Linked DNA regions of Homo sapiens: region 1 is linked to region 2. A link is a loop called in an ENCODE intact Hi-C map of the cell type or tissue named here. Cell type or tissue: heart right ventricle. All regions are shown on one strand. Links, peaks and the distances in the headings refer to the core of each region. The heading gives the core; the rest is flanking DNA.

The links. Peaks named below come from ENCODE experiments on the same cell type or tissue, not always from the same donor. Only the 100,000 strongest peaks of a DNase experiment are listed, where the experiment ranks them.
Region 1: a loop joins it to region 2, with 12 times the contacts of the local background. A loop is called at or near these places in 31 of 110 quality-filtered maps.

The regions. Positions count from the first base shown.
Region 1 is chr16:87,844,831-87,853,840 of GRCh38, reverse strand. SLC7A5 (solute carrier family 7 member 5) reads left to right here. Exons shown (of 10, transcript NM_003486.7): 2 at 1,992-2,117. Among named protein-coding and RNA genes, the nearest start is that of MIR11401, 4.6 kb to the left of the region's middle. RefSeq lists enhancers at 108-347, 1-842, 2,655-3,560, 3,404-3,698, 3,561-4,467 and 1 more. In heart right ventricle, for the core only: CTCF peaks have their summits at 3,492 and 3,694 (motif pointing left); a DNase peak (open chromatin) is centred at 3,680.
Region 2 is chr16:87,906,048-87,915,057 of GRCh38, reverse strand. All of the region lies in intron 2 of CA5A (carbonic anhydrase 5A), which reads left to right. Among named protein-coding and RNA genes, the nearest start is that of CA5A, 26 kb to the left of the region's middle. RefSeq lists an enhancer at 5,411-5,480. In heart right ventricle, for the core only: CTCF peaks have their summits at 5,294 and 5,504 (motif pointing right); a DNase peak (open chromatin) is centred at 5,517; H3K27ac peaks cover 274 bases; H3K27me3 peaks cover 1,131 bases.

The sequences.
Region 1 (9,010 bases), core at 2,552-5,051, 59 kb after region 2:
AGCGTGCCTCTCTCCCTTTTGGGGAGAGGCAGCCTCGAGTGCGGCTTGGCCACACCCACTCCCCGCCTCCCTCCGGGCATGAATGAGCGAGTGATGCAATCAGCCGGCCTCTTGCGAATCCAGAAAGCTCTCCAGAAGCCGGCTAGGTCCCCGAGGCTCAGTTTCTTTTATGGTCGTGCTCCCCCCAACCATAAGGAAATGGGACTGGCAAGCCAGGACCTGCCCCTTGCCCTGTGCAGCGGACAAGGAGCTGCCTAGACCCACTGACCTGACCCTGCTGAGCCCTGAGGGTTGGACTGGAGAGCTCTGGACTGGTAACATCTCCATGTCCCTGGGAGCCCTGGGAAGAGGTGAAGAATCACCTCTTCAGTTTGGGTGAGGAGTGGAAGTTCCGGAATTTCAAGTATTTTATTTTAGGAATAGCAGCGAAAACACTGACTTTCAGACATTTTTCAACCAGACTTTCCTGGTGTGTAGTAGCCGTCTCCGCTCTGGCATCCACAGAATTGTAGCGGGGTGGTTAATTTCTGAGAGATAGGCAGGCGGCAGCCCGTCCCGCACCTCAGGACGTTTCCGGTGTCATTAGTTAATTAGCATGGATGTCTTTCCTCGGGGTCTGTTGCTTACATTGTAAGATTCCACAGGATTTGTTCAGCTGGGGAAAAGCCACTGGAGTCCTCAAGGCCTTGGCTGGCCAGACCTTTCTGAGCGTTACTCCCAAGGGGAAAGAGAGAAGAGGAGCCCACGGCCTTTCTGATGCTCTCACCTTCCTGCAGTCTTAGTGGTGCGGTGCCGGGAGGGCTGTGAGATCTGAGCTGTGTGGGTGGCCCGTGCTGGGCCTTTGCCCACTTCTGGGGTGTAGACGTTCCCACTGGCAGATTTCAAGCTGCTGACAGCGACAGATAACCTCGTGAGCAGAGGAGTGAAGGGTAGTGCAGCAGGCAGTGAGGGGTGTCGTGGAGTCAGTGCCTCGGGATTAATATGATTTTACTTCATTTTAAGTTGTGGGGGTGGCTGTTTCCCCACCAGCTCACAGATCCCTGAATAGTGGCTCAGCGTGCGCACATATTGCAACAGAACCCCCCAAAACACACACACACACGCACACACACACAGTGGCTCAGCGTGCCTATATATTGCAACAGAACCCCCAACACACACACACACACACACACACACACACACACACACACACACACACAGAGGCTCAGAGCTGGGTGCCTTACAGGGCCCAGGAGGACGTGCTGGTGTCTGGAGACCTGTCTGAGCGTGCCTGACCCCACATCTCAGCGCCTCCTGGGGCAGGCGTTCTGGCCATCTGTGTGGGGTCACTCAGGCTTCTGAAGCACACGGTGCTATTTTGGGTTTCATCGTATGCCCCCAAAGCAGCAGGGCAGCAGGGTCTGCTCTGCTCACCACAGGCCCCTGTGGCCCCTCCCAGGCTGCCGTCCCCAGGTGACTGGCCAGGTAGTTCCGGGAAAGCGGGACACCCCACTTCTGTTGGAATCCACAGAAGATCCTCTTTGAGGAAAGGGCCCCGCCCTCATGGAGTCCGGCAGTCGGGCTGTGCGTGGGTCTCACAGTCAGGTCAGGGTGCTGAGTAGGTACAAAAAGGTGTAATGGGCGCCTTCCAAGTGGCAGGGTCACCTTGCTCACCTGGGTCTCTGGAGGCAGTGACCCCACTTGAAGTCCTGACTACAGGTGGGACTCCATGGCCTGGTGTGGTGGGGGGTGAGGAAAGGTCCCTTGCAGATCTTAAGGGGCACCTGGGATCCAGCCCTTAGACCTGAAAGGACTGCGAAGTTTATCAAAACAGGTCTCAGAAAGTCAGAACGTGCCCTAAGGGCTGGCAGGGGACTGGAGCTGTTTAAGGAGCTTGTTTTTCTGGTGGACCTGGCCCTGGGGTGGGGGTGGGGTCGTCACCTCCCAGCCTACCCCTGAGCTGGCGTCTGTCTGCCCGTGGAACTCACCGCTGCCCTCTGTCTCCACAGTGCTGCTCACGGCCGTGAACTGCTACAGCGTGAAGGCCGCCACCCGGGTCCAGGATGCCTTTGCCGCCGCCAAGCTCCTGGCCCTGGCCCTGATCATCCTGCTGGGCTTCGTCCAGATCGGGAAGGGTGAGTACGTCCCCCAGGCCCCACCGGCGGCCCCTCGAGGCTTTGCCTGTGTGTCCTTCACAGGGCATGAGGTCCCGTCCCCGGGTGCCTCCCAGTCCGCAGCTCTGCAGTGCTGTACAACGTGGAGATTTCCCTCTGGGAAAATCACCCAGCAAGTGAAATCCGACCCAGAGGGGGACACAGGAGTGCTCCCGTGGGACAGCGTGGCCACCACTGGGAGGGGCTCTGGCAGTTTTTCTTGTTTTTTACGCTGCGATGTCTGTGAATCTTGAGAGCCCAGCTGATGCGTTGTAACCTCACCTGGGGGCGATGTGGAACATTCCAGGCCTGGCAGGGGCTATGCCTGCCATGCAGACCTCACCCGAGCCATCTCACCCTGGGTCTGTCAGAGTCCCACGTGCTGTCGCCCCTCACCCACCCCCGACGGGGCCATGCTCCTGGTCATGCTGTGATTCATTCATCATTCCATGGGCAGGTGTGGGATTGTCTCTGTGTTTCTGTCTGCTTTTTAAAGAAGATGAGGTAAGCATGGAAAACAAAACAAACGTGGTAACCCCATCACTCAGACGTGTCCACTGTTAGCATTCGGGAACAGGTGAGAGCAGTCTGGCGCACAGGTTTTAAGGCTGGCTGGCCCAGACTTTGGTCTTGTGCTGTGTGATCTTGGGGAAATCACTGATTCTGAGCCTTTTTCCCAGCTGCTTTTTCTCTTGGGGCTGGTAGAAGGAATAAAGAGAGTGAGTGTGAAACAGCCCCCGCCCCTTTGCACCTGTGTTCTCTGTTGACGTGGACTGACACAGTTGGTATTTTGCTGGGTGTCTCTGGACCCTTTAACACACACTCCATAGATCTGTGTTCTGTGTCTGCCTGCAGAGCCTCCACCCTTTCCACACTGCCATTCCGCGGTGAGGTCGGGCTGGGGTTTCATAAGCAGTTCCCATTTGTGTGGTCACAGACCCTGGGACACACTGTCCTTGGCACTGGATCCCACCCGTGGTTGGGTACAGTTGAAGTGGGGGGCCCTGTTGCTTGAGTCCAGCAGGGATGCCTCTGTCTGCAGTTCCTTCTGAGTTTGTCTCCATCCATGTTGGAGCCAGCCTAGGAGCAGAGCAGTTAGGAGCTGGCCTCCTTCTCTTCTCTCCCAGAGCCTCAGGTAGAGATGATCCCAGTCCTGGAGCTGTGGAGCTTTCGCTGAGTGCAGGCACCCGGCGGATGCACGCTCTGGTGACTCGCAGTCACCGATGGCTGCAGAGAGGCTGCCTGGTCCCACATGGCTGTAGGGGAGGCAGGTAGGACCCCAGGGCTGCAGAGGACAGGGCAAGGACCTTGCTCCTAGAGGCAGGAAGGTCCTCACCCAGCAAGCTGTGAGCTGCCCCGCCCCCATGCACGGCCAGGCCAAAACATGCAGACACAAGGACGCTGCCTCCTCCTGTGTGGGGCCCTGCCTCAGGGCTGGGAGGCTCTCCTGTGTGCACCGTGCCACTGGTGGGCTGTGAACTGAACAGTGCCCCGCAGCACCCAGCACCCAGCACGCAGCTTTAGCTGAGCCTCCGCCTTGCTCCTGGCGCCCCCTGCTGGCTGTACGTGGCACTTCGCCTTAGGACAAAGTCTGGCTGCAGCTGGGGAGGGGTCTCCACACCAAGCAGGTAACCTGGGCCTGCAGGGGGATGCAGTGCCGGGCTATACTGACCTCACCACAGCGAGGCGAGCTCCAGGGGCTGGGGCCAGACTGTCTTTATCAAATGTATCAATCTGTACAAAGTCTGCAGCAGGTGTTAGTTACCTGCCTCATCGTCGAGGGGAAGTCCCACTTGATTCCCAGGTGGCTCTGGAAGGTTGCCCAGGTCAATCCTTCAGGAGCTCGAGCCCATCCCCCATGCATGTGTCTGACCAGGGATTCTCAGAGTCGCCCGGGGTACCAGAGCCACCCAAGAGCTGGCAGGACAGGGCTGGCAGGAAGTCCCAATTCTGAACCTTCCTGGGACCTCAGGTTCCGGCACCTTACTCAAGGCAAGACGAGCTCATTCCATGGCTCCCGGGCACTCAGAAGTTGCCCAGGGAGGTGGTTGGGCCTGAGTGACATTTTACGGGCAGGAGACAAATCCATCCTGTGCCTCCCAGAAGTGGGCACGGAAGGGGTGCTTTGCTCGTGAAGGCCTTTGCTTGGCTGCGCTCATCAGATAGCCAGGAAAGATTTAGGAGGGGAACGTGATTTTTGTAAAAACAAATTTCGGTAGGGAGAGCAAAGAGCTTTTGTTCGACTTGAATACATAATAGGTTTATAATTCCGTTAGCTGTTGAAAGCGTCCTCCCACCGTGCTCCCCCCAGCAATTCCCTTCTGAGCTTTGGGATACAGTGCAGTGTCTGCAGAATTCCTGTCTCCTGTTTGGCTTCAACAGATTTATTTTGTTACCAGATGAATGCCTTGCTTTTAGAAGATACATTGTGTTGACCCCTTTCTCCCAAAGCAGTTGTCCAACTTTATACCCCCCAGTGGACGCAAAGCCCTTGGGCAGCTGCCCCCTCCCCTCGCTGGCACCTGGCAGCAGCGCCCCCAGATACTTCAAGGCAGAGACTCCGGCCTCAATTTTGCAACGACTGGCAAGTGGCCCTTTCCGGGTCTGGAGAATGCAGCGAAAATCTGGCAGAGCAGGCCTGGCCCACGCACCTGTTCCTGCCTGTCCCGCACCCTGGGTGCCCTGCTCCATTGGGGCTGAAAAGGCTCCTCCTTGCTGCCCTTGGCCCCCAGGTGGGCCCTGTGCTATGGAAAGGCACTGGCCCTAGGGTCCTGTAGGCCTTGGCTGACCTGTTTCCTCCTCGTCAGGGAAGTTTGTAATCACCCCTTCCCAGTTGGCCATCCGCAGAACCATCTTCTGTCCCGTGTGCCGCATCTATGCCGGGTCCCAATGAGAACATGGCCCCGCATCCAGAGCTCATGGGGGGACCTGAGAGCCATAGGCACGTGAATGGGAGAGTCGCAGTGGGGAATAAGCGGGGCCCTGGTGCAGACCAGAAAAGCCCTTCTGAGGGGTTGGGCCTTTCCTGAGATGCGGGCTGGGAGGGGCAGCTGGCTGAGTGACAGGGGCGACTCTGCAGGGGCCTGAGTGGTCGGGAGCCCTTGCCTCCTCCGCGTCTTGGGGGAGTCATGGCTGCCCCTAGGCTGGGGCATGGGGACACGCAGGCTTAGGTGTCACATGAGGTTCTACAGTTAGTCCCAGCCTTTTCGAAAGGGAGACAGTACTCATGAGGGTTCAGATCTGACCCACCGTCCCATGAGTCCACTCGCAGGCTGTTGCCTAAGGAGAGGGTGGCTGGGCCTTCGCCTGCAGGGCGGAGGGTGGGAGCGAGGGCACAGGCTCTGCCGTCCCAGCCCAGCAGCAGCAGCACGTCCCTCCTGGAGGACACAATGGGGCGCTTTGTGCTTTGCTTGGGCTGCAGCCGTCAGCGGCAGAACAAACTAATCTCTCCTTGAACAGTTACAGATTGGATAGTTGGGCAGATTTAAAAAAAAGGTTGCATAAAAACTTTCTTTTCCTTCTCCTCCCACATTGTACTGTTGGAGGTCAGTATTCCCCTGGAGCAAATTTGCCCTTTCACTCTGTCCACAAAAAGGAAAGAAAGCCGCAGCCTGCCAGGGCGGCGTGCCTCTTGCTGTCCTTCACCCCAGGAGGGGAAAATGCTTCCCCTGGGCAGGGCTCAGACCCCGGCTGAATGGCTTTGCTGAGCTGCTGGGCCCTGGGTCCCGGTGGCCGAGACCCCTGGATGTGACCTACACCTATGAGTAGGGCACTTCTGGACGGTCCCGTGTCCCAGGCGGTAAATACGTGTGTGCCACTGGGCTGTGGGGCAGGGGCCTGCATTTGTGTGTCACGTGACAGTTTTGAAATGATGGTTTTCCTTTGGTTCTTCAGCTAGTAGGGCCCCTTAGACTCAGAGAAGTGGGGTGCCCTGCCCCAGGTCCCACAGCCGTGAGCAGTGGGCAGGTCCCTCCCCACCCCCACTGTGACCCTGGGTGCAGTGTGCAGGGTCATGCGCTGCTGGGGGGAGGCCCACACCTCTGTTCCCAAGGTGCGTTCGGGTGGACAGCACTGGGCCCATCTGCTCTTGGGAGGTTCACGTGGGGTGTCATGTGTTACGGGAAAAGCTGACGGGACAGTTCCTGAGTAACACGTCCATCCTGAGAGGGTGGAGGTCTGGAGGACATTCCTTTTCAGACTGGTCTCTGAGCTTCACTGAGCTTCCTTGAAGGCAGCCCCCTGAGCCCCTCCCGATGTCCCTCCTGAGGAGCTTCCTGGAGGAAGAGGTGCCGCCTCCCTCATCTGGCCCTCATCTGGCTGGGGGTGTGCGGCCCTGTCTTGGTCTCCTCTTCCTGTGGGTGGGGGCGTCCAGCCCCCAGACGATGTTTCTGACAAAGGCCCCCTCAGTGGTCACAGCACATGCCCAGCTGCTGGGCTGTTCTGGTGAGAAAAACGTTTCACCCACACCTTGGCTGTCTGTGGCTCTGGGGTGTGGAGGGGTCGCCTCGTGGACTGAGAAGCCCCCCTGGGCTGTGGCTTAGAGCTGTTCCTTCTTCTGGGCCTGGCTTCACCTGAGTGTGTGCGTGGACCCATAGCTGGGCTTCTAGGCGCTCCCAGCAGAGCTCAGCCCAGCCTGCTCTCCGAACCCCAGATCAGGACTGTGGGCTTCTAGGGTGCCCTCCCGGAGAGAGGGCAAGGGCAGGTGCTAGATGTGCAGCTGCCTTGGGATTCTAGTTTTGCCGCCCCCCGGCCAGGGTGTCTGAGCCTCGGTGTCTTCCCCTGGGAAATGGGCTGTCCTCCCTTGCAGGGAGGAGGCCAGGCTCACCGCGTCCCCGGCACGGGAGCCACTGCCATGCAGGGTCCAACAGCCCCTTTTCCTCACCTCACGCCCTGACTGCCGCTTTCTCCGGGGGTGACAGCAAGAGCGGAGCAGGCCTGGGTGGGTGGGTCTCAGCTTCAGAGGGTCTGGTGCCAGGGCCCTGCTACCTGGATGCCGGCGGGAGAGTCGGTGAGAGGCCCCGCCAGGCCAGGGACCCTGATGCCCTGGGCGGGGTGCTCGGCCTCCTGGCTCCTAGACACCCCCTCGCTGTGTTTCCTTGTGGGAGAGTGAGCTGTCTGGGGCCTCCTCTTGTGTGGACAAGGATCCTGTCAGATCAGGCCCCACCCTGAGGACCCCACTTACCCTTAATCTGTAGAGGCCCCATGTCCACGTACAGCCACACCGGGGTTAGGGCTTCCACGTCTGAGTTTTGGGGGACAGGATGGAGCTTCGGGCCCCGCTCTCCTGGCAGGAAATAGGGCAAGCCCCAGGGCCTCAAAGTGAATCCCAGCTGGGTACAGGCTGTGTTAACCAAGGGAGGAGTCGGCCACAGCTCGGCCTCGAGCTGCCAAAGCTCACTTTCCAGAGAAGCTTCCAGGCTGGCCTGCCTGTGGGGGACTCCAGGGCATCTCTCTGTGAGGCATCTCAGACAGTCTCAGGGTCATGCAGGGACAGACAGGACATTGCGCTCAGGAGCTCCCAGATTGGTGCCAGGCTCGAGTGTGGCTCCACTCCGGACAACCTGGGCCTGGAGCCAGGGCTGCGGCGTTGGCTGCCCCAAGGGTGGGTACTTCGCGACTCAGGGCACCTCTTTTGGGCCTCGAAGACCTCGCAGTTGATAAAGGATGCTTGACCCGCCGCTTGCTCTGGGAGCTCAGTGTGTCCTGGGCCTGCCATTCTTCTGTGCCGTCGGCCTCGGGAGGATGACAGGCTGGGGAAGCTGGGGCTCTGCCGGTGCCGTGTGCTGGGACAGAATCAAAGGACGGGAGCGGGGCTTGTTTTCCCGCGGCCTTCACCTCCCGGTGCCCTTCGTCAGACGCATGGACAGAGGCCAGGGCAGCCACAGCCCTGTGCTGGGGACAGTTCTCAGGGTCTTTCCCCGCCTGTGGAGTTGGAAAAAGCTTTTACTTCTGGTGTGAGGTTGGCAGCTCTAAGCAAAGGGCCCACTCCTTCATGAGTTTCCAAGACCGACAGACACTGCTGGTGGTCCAAAAGTGCCATCTGGTTGCCGCCAGAACCCCCAAACCCAAATTCCTGCCCCATCACGGTTCCCAGGCATTAGATGGCCAGAGCGAAACAGGCATCTGAAAAGCGGCGCCGTGGCCTAGGGTGGGCGTGGACTCCGTGGGGTGGGCGTGGACTCTGCCTGGAGTGGGCATGGACTCTGGGGTGGGCGTGGACTCTGTGGGGTGGGCGTGGACTCTGCCTGGAGTGGGCATGGACTCTGGGGTGGGCGTGGACTCTGTGGGGTGGGCATGGACTCTGGCCTGGGCTCTGGACTGAACCCATGTGGCGGTCACTGCACGACTTCCCTGAGCCCACAGGGCAGCTAGCTCCAGGGTGCTGACCACATGGGACTCACAGCCCCCTCTTAGATGAGGTGCCATTGGCTGTGCACTCGGCTGGTGACTGAGAAGTGGGGTGTGAGCTGCAGCTGTCCTGCCCCTGACCATGCCTGATGCACTGAGAAGCCGGGAGGTCTCCCCTGGGTGGCACGGTTGGCCCCTCATGTGTGGTGACAGATGCCTACAGACTGGCTTTAGCAACAGACATGCAGACGGTCCTGGTCCTGGCAGCCAGAGGTCCAGACCCAAGGTGCCACCTTCCCCTTCCAGCTGCCCGTGGCTCCAGGCATCCTGGGCTGGCTCTGGCTCTGTCTCCCCTGGATCTGTCTCTGTGTCGCTGAGGACACTTGTCGTCGGCCTTAGTGCCTACTCTAATCCGGGATGATCTCATCTCAAGGTCCTTCGCTAATTGCACCTGCGGAGACCGCATTTGCAGCTAGGACACATCCCGCAGCTCCACTGGACGTGAATTTTGGGGACACTGTTCAGCA
Region 2 (9,010 bases), core at 4,359-6,858:
CATGTCCGTGAAACGCTCAGGATGGAGCTGGTGGTGCGGCGGCCATGCTGGCCCCATCGCTCACACCCCTCACCCGTCAACTCGGTGCCCGGCGTTTTCCTTAGCTCCTCTGTGGATTAACTCTCGTTCCGAAGACGGGAGGCCGAGGTTTCATCTCAGCTCTGTTCCTGGCTCATGGCTGCACTTCTCTGTGCCCATCCCCTCCCCTGACGAGGGGAATGAGAACCTTGCCTAGGGAAACACTTAGGGGACGGTGGCCCGTGACTCCATGCCAGCCCCTCCCAAGCCCAGCCGCCAGCTGAGGTCCTGACCACCTTGTGGACTGCCCGGTGCTCCCGCCCTGCGCCCGCCCCCACGTCCTCCCTCCTGCTCTCCGTGGTTCCCTCGTGTTGCTGTGCCAGTAGCTGAGCCCCCATGCCCACCCACTGCAACTGCCCCTTCCCTCCCTGCTGGCTTCCCCACTGCGTTGCTCCCCTGCAGGGGCCAGTGAGTGGCTCTAGCTGTGTTCAGACGGCTCTGTGCCTCCTCCTCCTCCCACCCCAGTTCCTCAGCCTTGGAGACAGACGGGGGTGCAGCGGGGCTGAACGGCACTGCAAGCTCGTGGGGCTGGGGGTCCGCATCTGCACCCGCCGCGTGGCTAGCACCCCCTGAGTGTTTTGGTCAATATGCCATCATCCCACCCCTCAGTGCTGCTGGCGGTTGCCTGACGAAAAGCTGCACTTAATAGAAATCACTGTGGATGCAGGAGATGGACGGTGATGAGCTCAGGACCAGCCAGCAACCCCATCAGGCGGTAATGCCTACCATGGTCACCCGTGACTTCCTCTCGCCACTGCTCGGAGCTCCTGCAAAGCCACAGGCAACAACACATTTCTGCTCCATACGAGAAGTTCCTATTGTAAATCGGTGACATGGCTGCAGTTTTCTCTCAGCAAATATTGAGCAAACACTGACTGTGCCAGGTGATGTGCTGGGTCCCAGACCCTTCCCAGACCCAGCCCTGGCACTCACGGAGATCCAGCTAGGAAGTCCGGGAAAAGGTCATCGGGGAAATAAGCGACGTCAAGCACAGTGGATGAACGCGCTGCCGCCGCTCCCCACGCCTCTTGTGGTGAACATCACTTACGCTTCCTCGTGGTAGACGTCACTTAAGCTTCCTTATGCCCTCCCAGATGACCCCCCTTGGGCCACTACACACGGCTGCACCCAGCAAGAGCAGACAAGGATGGTCTACTCAGCGAGCCTGCAAGGCTGGTGTGCAGGACGGGCCAGCTACGCTCCCCAGGTGTGTGCAAGACCGGGGACGAGTCAGTCACTGGGAGGTGAGGTGCTCGGGCAGTGTGGGGTGGAGGAGGAGGGAGGGAAGCTGAGTGTGGGCTCTTCGTATTGGAGAGGAGGGGGGGGCCACGGCACAGACACTCAGATGGGAAGGTGCAAGAAAGAGCAGAGATTTCAAAGGAGCTACGGTGGAGGCCCACGGAAGAGGAATGCTGAGGCTTTTCCATCTGAAATGCTGAATAGACTCTAGCACACGCAAAACAGCCCACCACAGTGAGCTGCAGGATTCTTCCGGGCTTTTAACAGTGGTCTTGTAAAAAAAATTAGCCGGGCATGGTGGTCCCAGCTACTCAGGAGGCAGAGAGGGGAGGATGGCTTGCGCCCAGGAGGTTGAGGCTGCAGTGAGGCATGATCACACCATTGCACTCCAGCCTGGGTGACAGAATGAGACCCCTGACTCAAAAAAAAAAAAAAGACTGGAACATTCAAAACCTGTTGATGGGCCAGGTGTGGTGGCTCACGCCTGTAATCCCAGCACTTTGGGAGGCCGAGGCAGGTGGATCACCTGAGGTCAGGAGTTTGAGACCAGCCTGGCCAACATGGTGGAACCCTGTCTCTGGTAATAATACAAAAATTAGCCAGTTGTGGTGGTGCCTGCCTGTAATCCCAGCTACAGGAGGCTGAGGCAGAATTGCTTGAACCTAGGAGGCGGAGGCTGCAGTGAGCCAAGATTGTACCACTGCATCCAGCCTGGGTGACAGAGCGAGACTCTGTCTCAAAAAAAAAAAAACCATGTTGCGGTTTGTTGGCGAAGGCCCCACTTCCTTTAGCCACCACCGGCGCCGACCCTGTTGCCCCTGTAATCCCATCTCCTGCTGCCCCTGACAGTGCCTTCGCCGGCTGGTGCTTCCGCCTGTTCCGTTGTGGTGGCTGCTGTCACCAGGGTCCTTTCCGCTGGTCGTCCCTTTCTGCCTGGAGCCGCCATTATCTTCACCTGACAAATAGAAACCCATCTTCAGGGCTCCACTGAAACGCCGCTTCCACGGGGGCCCTCCTGGGCGTCCCAAGCAAGTTTAGGGCCCCAAAGCCCACACTCTCACCTCTCAGACACACAGCTTTTTATCTCTACCACCGTCTGCCCCTCCTGGATTCCACGCTCTGCGAGGGCAAGTCTGAGCCCAGAGCCTCCTCCCTCTGTCCCTTGTACTGAGCGTGGTGCCCGGCACGTGGGAGAAAGTCAGTGGGTGTTTTCGGATGAATGAGGGACTTTTCTTCTTTTATGCTTGCATGGTTGGCAAAGCCCTTTCTTATGGACGTGTTCTTAAGACATATTTATCTTTCGACGTCTTTACGTGCAGGTCTCACCTTGAGAATCGTGGTATCTGCTTCAGGGGACTGCGGATCTCTGCCGTGGTGAGATGATGGTGATGGCAGTGAGGATAGCAATTTTAGTTTATTTTATTGTTTATTTATTTATTGAGATGGAGTCTCCCTCTGTCGCCCAGGCTGGAGTTCAGTGACACGACCTCGGCTCACTGCAACATGCACCTCCCGGGTTCAAGCGATTCTCTCACCTCCGCCTCCCAAGTAGCTGGCACTACAGTCGCGTGCCACCACGCCCAGCTAATTTTTGTATTTTTAGTAGAGACGGGGTTTCACCATGTTGCCCAGGCTGGTCTCAGACATCTGACCTCAAGTGATCTGCCCGCCTCAGCCTCCCAAAGTGCTGGGATTACAGGTATGAGCCACCGTGCCTGGGCGATGACAGTAATTTTAATAATAACAATAACACCAGTCATAATAATAGTAAGTGGCTACCATTATTTGAGCTCTCACTGCGTGCCAGGGACTGTGAGGGAGGTACTTTGTAAGCATCACCGTACTCAATCCTTGCCATGGGCCCCTGAAGTAGGCATCATTATCCTTTTATAAACGTCTAGTCTGGGCCACAGACCTATAAAACAACTTGCAAAGCCCCACCGTGTGAAGCCAGGATTGGAGCCCACATTTGCCTGGCTTTCAAACCAGTGCCAATATGTGATGGTCTCAGAGGCTAACTTCCAGGGAGCAGTCTAGGTTCCATCGTCGCGGAGTTCTGTGGGCAGGGGCTTGCAGTGGCTGCGGCCCCTGCCTGCCTGGGGAGGTGGCACACAGAAGCCCTCAGCCGTGTCACCCTTTACAGCTTGGGAACGTGCACTACCTCCCAGAGTGGCACCGGAAGCAGGCCGGTCCTTTGCAGCATCATGTTATTTGAAATTTCCAGTAATTAGAACATCTCAAACTTCTCGTGTACTAATTTTAAGCCTTCAAACAACCCGTGCCTGCCAAAAGCCTGCTCATCTTGGTAAAAGCCCCGAACTACAAATAGATGGCTATTAACAGCATCTGTTGTAATAGCAGAGACAATATTCTCTGGGGCCAGCACGTCACAGCCTGGAGCCGGCCCCAAACGTCATCTGTTATTATGTTTGGAGAGTCTGGCACGCGCTGAGGCAATCGTTCAATTATATCTCCATGAGCCGGTTCTGACGCACCTGCTTACACAGAACGCTGAGGCAACAGTGGCCAGTGCTGCCCGGTGGACCAGCCCTGCTGATAGCAGAGTCCGGGGGATGGGGGCTGGCAGCTTAAAGACCCCTTTTCGTGAATTGGGCTTGCCTTTTTTTTTTTTTTTTTTTTTGATTAAGGAGAATACCCTGACATTGTATTGTCATTATGAAAAGTCACTTTAGGCTGGGCACAGTGGCTCATGCTTGTAATCCCAGCACTTGGGGAGGCTGAGGCGGCAGATCCCTTGAGGTCAAGAGTTCAAGACCAGCCTGGCCAACATGGTGAAACCCCGTCTCTACTAAAAATACAAAAATTAGCTGGGCATGCTGGTGGGTGCCTATAATCCCAGCTACTCGGGAAGCACAGGTGAGAGAATCGCTTGAGCTCAGGAGGTGGAGGTTGCAGTGAGCCAAGATCTGGCCATTGCACTCCAGCCTAGGTGACAGCAAGGCTCCATCTCAAAGAAACAAAAACAAAAACAAAAATTAGTGGGGTGTGGTAACACATGTCTGTAGTCCCAGCAACTCAGGAGGCTGAGGCAGGAGAATCACTGGAACCTGGGAGGCAGAGGTTGAAGTGAGCCGAGAGCACCCCACCGCGCTCCAGCCTGGGTAACAGAGTGAGACTCCACCTAAAAAAAAAGAAGTCACTTTGAGATTATTTTATCCAGGTCTGCAGCCTTAAATTGGGTCCCTAACTTTACTGGCAAGGCAAGTAGCAGAGTTTGGCCTGAACCCTACTACAAAAGCTGAGGGCCTGGACCGTCAGACCTGGGTGAGGTTGCCGGCTAAACTGGGGCAGGTGACCGAACCTCTCTGCGTCTCAATTTCCTCATCTCAAAGTTGGACTCACAGGACCTGCTCTGTAGGGCCATTGTGAGGAGTTCATCCTGGGAGGAACATAAAGTTACCTCGCAATGCCCAGCAGGTAGCAGGTGCCCAGCGAACGCCAGCTCCTCCGCTGCACTCTGGTACACACCAAGCCTTCTCCATCACGACAACGACGTGAGCTCATGGACAGGATGCGTGGTGCCCGGGACACGGCAGAACCTGGCCAGTGAGAGCCTTTGCCCCTTAATCAGCTGTTTCACCCCATGAAGGCTTCAGTGGCTTCCAGTTCGTTGTTTTTTGTTTGTTTGTTTGTTTTAGAGTGCTTCCTTTACGTCAAGCGTTGTGCTAAGGACTTCGTATTTCCCATGTGACTTAACCGTAACAGCAGTCCTATGGTGGGGGTTCAAGGATCATCCGCACTTTACAAATGGGGAAACTGAGGCTAGAAGGGGTGCAAAAGCTGGACCTAGAGCACACAGTTTGGGAGTGGTGGCCCCAGCTTCTGAACGTGCGTCCGACTCCAGACCCCACTCCTGACCCCATGCTGTGTTGTCTACAGGAAGAGTAACGAAACACGGCTTTCCAGTTTTTAAAGAAATACGCTTGGCATTTTGCTGGTGGGCGGTCTTCGCGGCGCAGGTCTAATTTCGGAATTTACAGTGGGATTTAAAATTTGCAGTGAGATTCTCTGTTTCACCTTGAAAGAGGCTCAAGGTGTATGAATCCCACACTAGACTGATGCTGAAGAGGAGCCTGTGGAATCCACACCCGCTGGCATTTCCAGTAAAAAGGCCTCTGTGTCTTCCTGAAATGCGTGCGCCCCGCGCGGGCTACGTTGCTCTTCACCGAACTGCCACCAGGGGCCGCTCCAGCCCAGCCCGAGTGATCCATCGGCCCCTGCACCTGCTGTTCCCGAAAACGCAGCGGCCCAGCCTTCCTTTGCAGTTATCCTCTTAGAAGAACGAACGTTTCGCTTCCCTCCTCATTTGCGTATCATAGAGCCAGAGAGACCCAGTAGCCTTTTTGGGTTTTCCCCTGAGCGTGCTTGGTCCCCAGCCCAGGGTGGCCGCCGTTTCAAGCAAGTCCCTTGTTCAGGTACAGGCGTGCAGATGCCCCGAGCCAGCCTGAGGAGGGGCCGCATGTCCCGAGGGCCCCATGGTTCCCCTCAGGAGGCAGATTGGAAAGGGCTGACTTGTCTCTTACTCCAGTGAGTAGAGAGGCGGGGGATCCGGCCCATCAGAGGCTGCTGCAGTAAAGAATTCTGTGAGAGGCTGGGCACAGTGGCTCACGTCTGTAATCCCAGCACTTTGGGAAGCCAAGGCAGGCGGATCATGAGGTCAGGAGATCGAGATCATCCTGGCCAACATGGTGAAACCCCGTCTCTACTAAAAATACAAAAAAAAAAAAAAATAGCCGGGTGTGGTGGTGCGCACCTGTAGTCCCAGCTACTTGGGAGGCTGAGGCAGTGAGGCAGGAGAATCTCTTGAACCCGGGAGGTGGAGGTTGCAGTGAGCTGAGATCACGCCACCGCATTCCAGCCTGGGCGACAGAGTGAAACTCTGTCTCAAAAAGAAGAAAAAGCAGAAGAAGAAGGAGGAGAAGAAGAATTCTGGGACAGCTCGGGGTCGGGAAGGATGAAGAGATGCCTGTGGGCTCCAGCCCTGCTGGAAACCCTTGGGAAAGTCTTCCAGCCCCAGAGTTAGCACAGCACCTTACCCTGCAGAGGCTCAGGGCTCACAAGTCCCTTCCGGTCCCAGCAGCTCCCGTTCCTGGCCCTTGTTGGTTGGCCACAGTCTGGAGGGTGACTTTTCTACTAGGTTTTGTGGGTGGGGATCCGGCAGGCATCGGCTGTCAGTGGACTTATGCCTCATGCAGTTGGCGTCGCTCTCTTTGGAACCCTATTTATGTGCCTACGTAGAACCCTAGGGTGCTTGAGCTGGGACCAGGAGAAACGTGTAGTAACTCTCTTTACACAGACGAAGCTGCGGAGCCCCTGAAGGGTGTGCGATGCGCAATCACCACCACTGCCATCATCAGACAACACTTTACAAAATGCCTCCTGCCTTGTCTCCATTTATCCTGCCCGCCCTTCTCATTTAACAGGTAGAGAGGCTTAGGCTCAGAGAGGCTAAGCTACTTGCCCAGGGTCACACAGCAAGTTAGAAGCAGAGCTGAGTTGCAAATCCAGGTCTTTAACTATTTCTGTGTTCTGTGGACTTTCCTAGAGATCCCAGGCGGTTCCCCAACTGCCGTGGGAAAGGCTCGATTCCACTGTAACACACAGAGCTGCTTACCGACCAAGTGATTCGATGAATAAATCAGTGGACTGACTAATCCCATTCGTTCCTGTATTCATTCATCCCATGAGGGTTCGTTGTGTGCCTTCGATGACCCCTTCCTGCACTAAGTCCTGTTGATACAGTGATGGTCCAGACGGAAACAACCGCTTTTGTTTGTTTGTTTGTTTGTTTTTGAGACGGAGTTTCACTCTTGTTGCCCAGGCTGGAGTGCAGTGGCGCTATCTCGGCTCACTGCAACCTCCGCCTGCCAAGTTCAAGCAATTCTCCTGCCTCAGCCTCCCAAGTAGCTGGGATTACAGGCACCTGCCACCACACCTGGCTAATTTTTTGTATTTTTAGTAGAGGTGGGGTTTGACCATGTTGGTCAGGCTGGTCTTGAATTCCTGACCTTGGGTGATCTGCCTACCTTGGCCTCCCAAAGTGCTGGGATTACAGGCGTGAGCCACCACACCCAGCCTAGAAACAGCCTCTGCTCTAAGAGTGCAACTGGATGGGACTTAACTCAGTCTTACAAATGGCATCTACCAGGCTGGGTCCAGTCTAATTTGTCCATGAAGCATCCATCATCCCTGCCTTCTAGGCATTTCTATTCTAGAAGAGATGATACAGACATGCGTGAATTTCCACACAGTAAACTTATCATGAGTGAGCCCATCCCAAGAGAGAGAGGCAGACCCCCTGGGAGGCTCCACCCTCAGTCACCCATCAATGCACTTTGATGCTGCTGGGGCTGGTCGGCTGCAAACCCCCTTTCCCCCACAGACACAGGCCGAGGCAGAAGCGAGCACAGAGCTCACCGTGCTCCCATTTTGTGGTTCTGTAAGTTCCTTAGATTGTGTTTTGGAGGCCAGGCACGGTGGCTCACGCCTGTGTTTTGTTTTTGAGACAGAGTCTCACTCTGTCGCCCAGGCTGAAGTGCATTGGCGCAATCTCGGCTCACTGCAACCTCCACCCGCCAGGTTCAAGCGATTCTCCTGCCTCAGCCTCCCAAGTAGCTGGGATTACAGGCACCCACCAATACACCTGGCTAATTTTGTGTATTTTTAGTAGAGATGAGGTTTTATCATGTTGGCCAGGCTGGTTTCAAACACCTGACCTCAAGTGATACACCCGCCTTGGCCTCCCAAAGTGCTAGGATTACAGGCGTGAGCCACTGTGCCTGGCCTAACAAAGTGATTTTATGTGCTTATTGTGGGAAGGACTCTTTCTGTGTATTTTTAAAAATTGAGATGTAATTCATCTGTGTATGTTTAAGGAGAATAGAAGATTTGCTCATAATGGTAGAATTTTAAAACTAGATATGACTCTGAGGTTGCTCCAGACCAACACTGAGATTTTGAGTGAAGAGGGGCAGTGAGCAGCTCTGTGGCTTGGTCCAGCACTTGCCTAGCCCCTGACTGGACTAAAGCCAAATCCATTTTCCATTTTCCAGTTTACACCTTGGTGCCTCCAACTATGAGTACTTTTTTTTTTGAGACTGATTCTCACTCCGTCGCCCAGTCTGGAGTACAGTGGCACGTTCTCAGCTCACTGCAACCTCCGCCTCCCAGGTTCGAGCAATTCTCCTGCCTCAGCCTCCCGAGTAGCTGGGATTACAGGCACCCGCCACCACACCCAGCTAATTTTTGTATTTTCAGTAGAGATGGGTTACACCACGTTGGCCAGGCTGGTCTCTAACTCCTGACCTCAAGTGATCCGCCCGCCTCGGCCTCCCAAAGCGCTAGGAGTACAGGTGTGAGCCACCACGCCCAGCCCAAGTACTTCTGGTGTCGGGAAACCACCAGGAGTCAGCAGTGTCAAGCTCCCCAAGGCATTCATCACGCGCTCAGTGCTTTCCTGGCTTTTGCCACAGCGGGAGGTGACATGAGGCTCCTCCACAGCTATGGGAGGCACTCGGGCCACCCTGAATTCGGGATCAGTGCTCCAGTTCTGCTGGCGCCTTCCAGCCTTGCCCAGCCATCCCAGGAGCACGCTGTGCTGCTTTCAGTGAAAACGTGTGGAACGGGTACCCCATTTGTAGCAGCTGCTGATGGAAATCTGTTAGTGACAAAG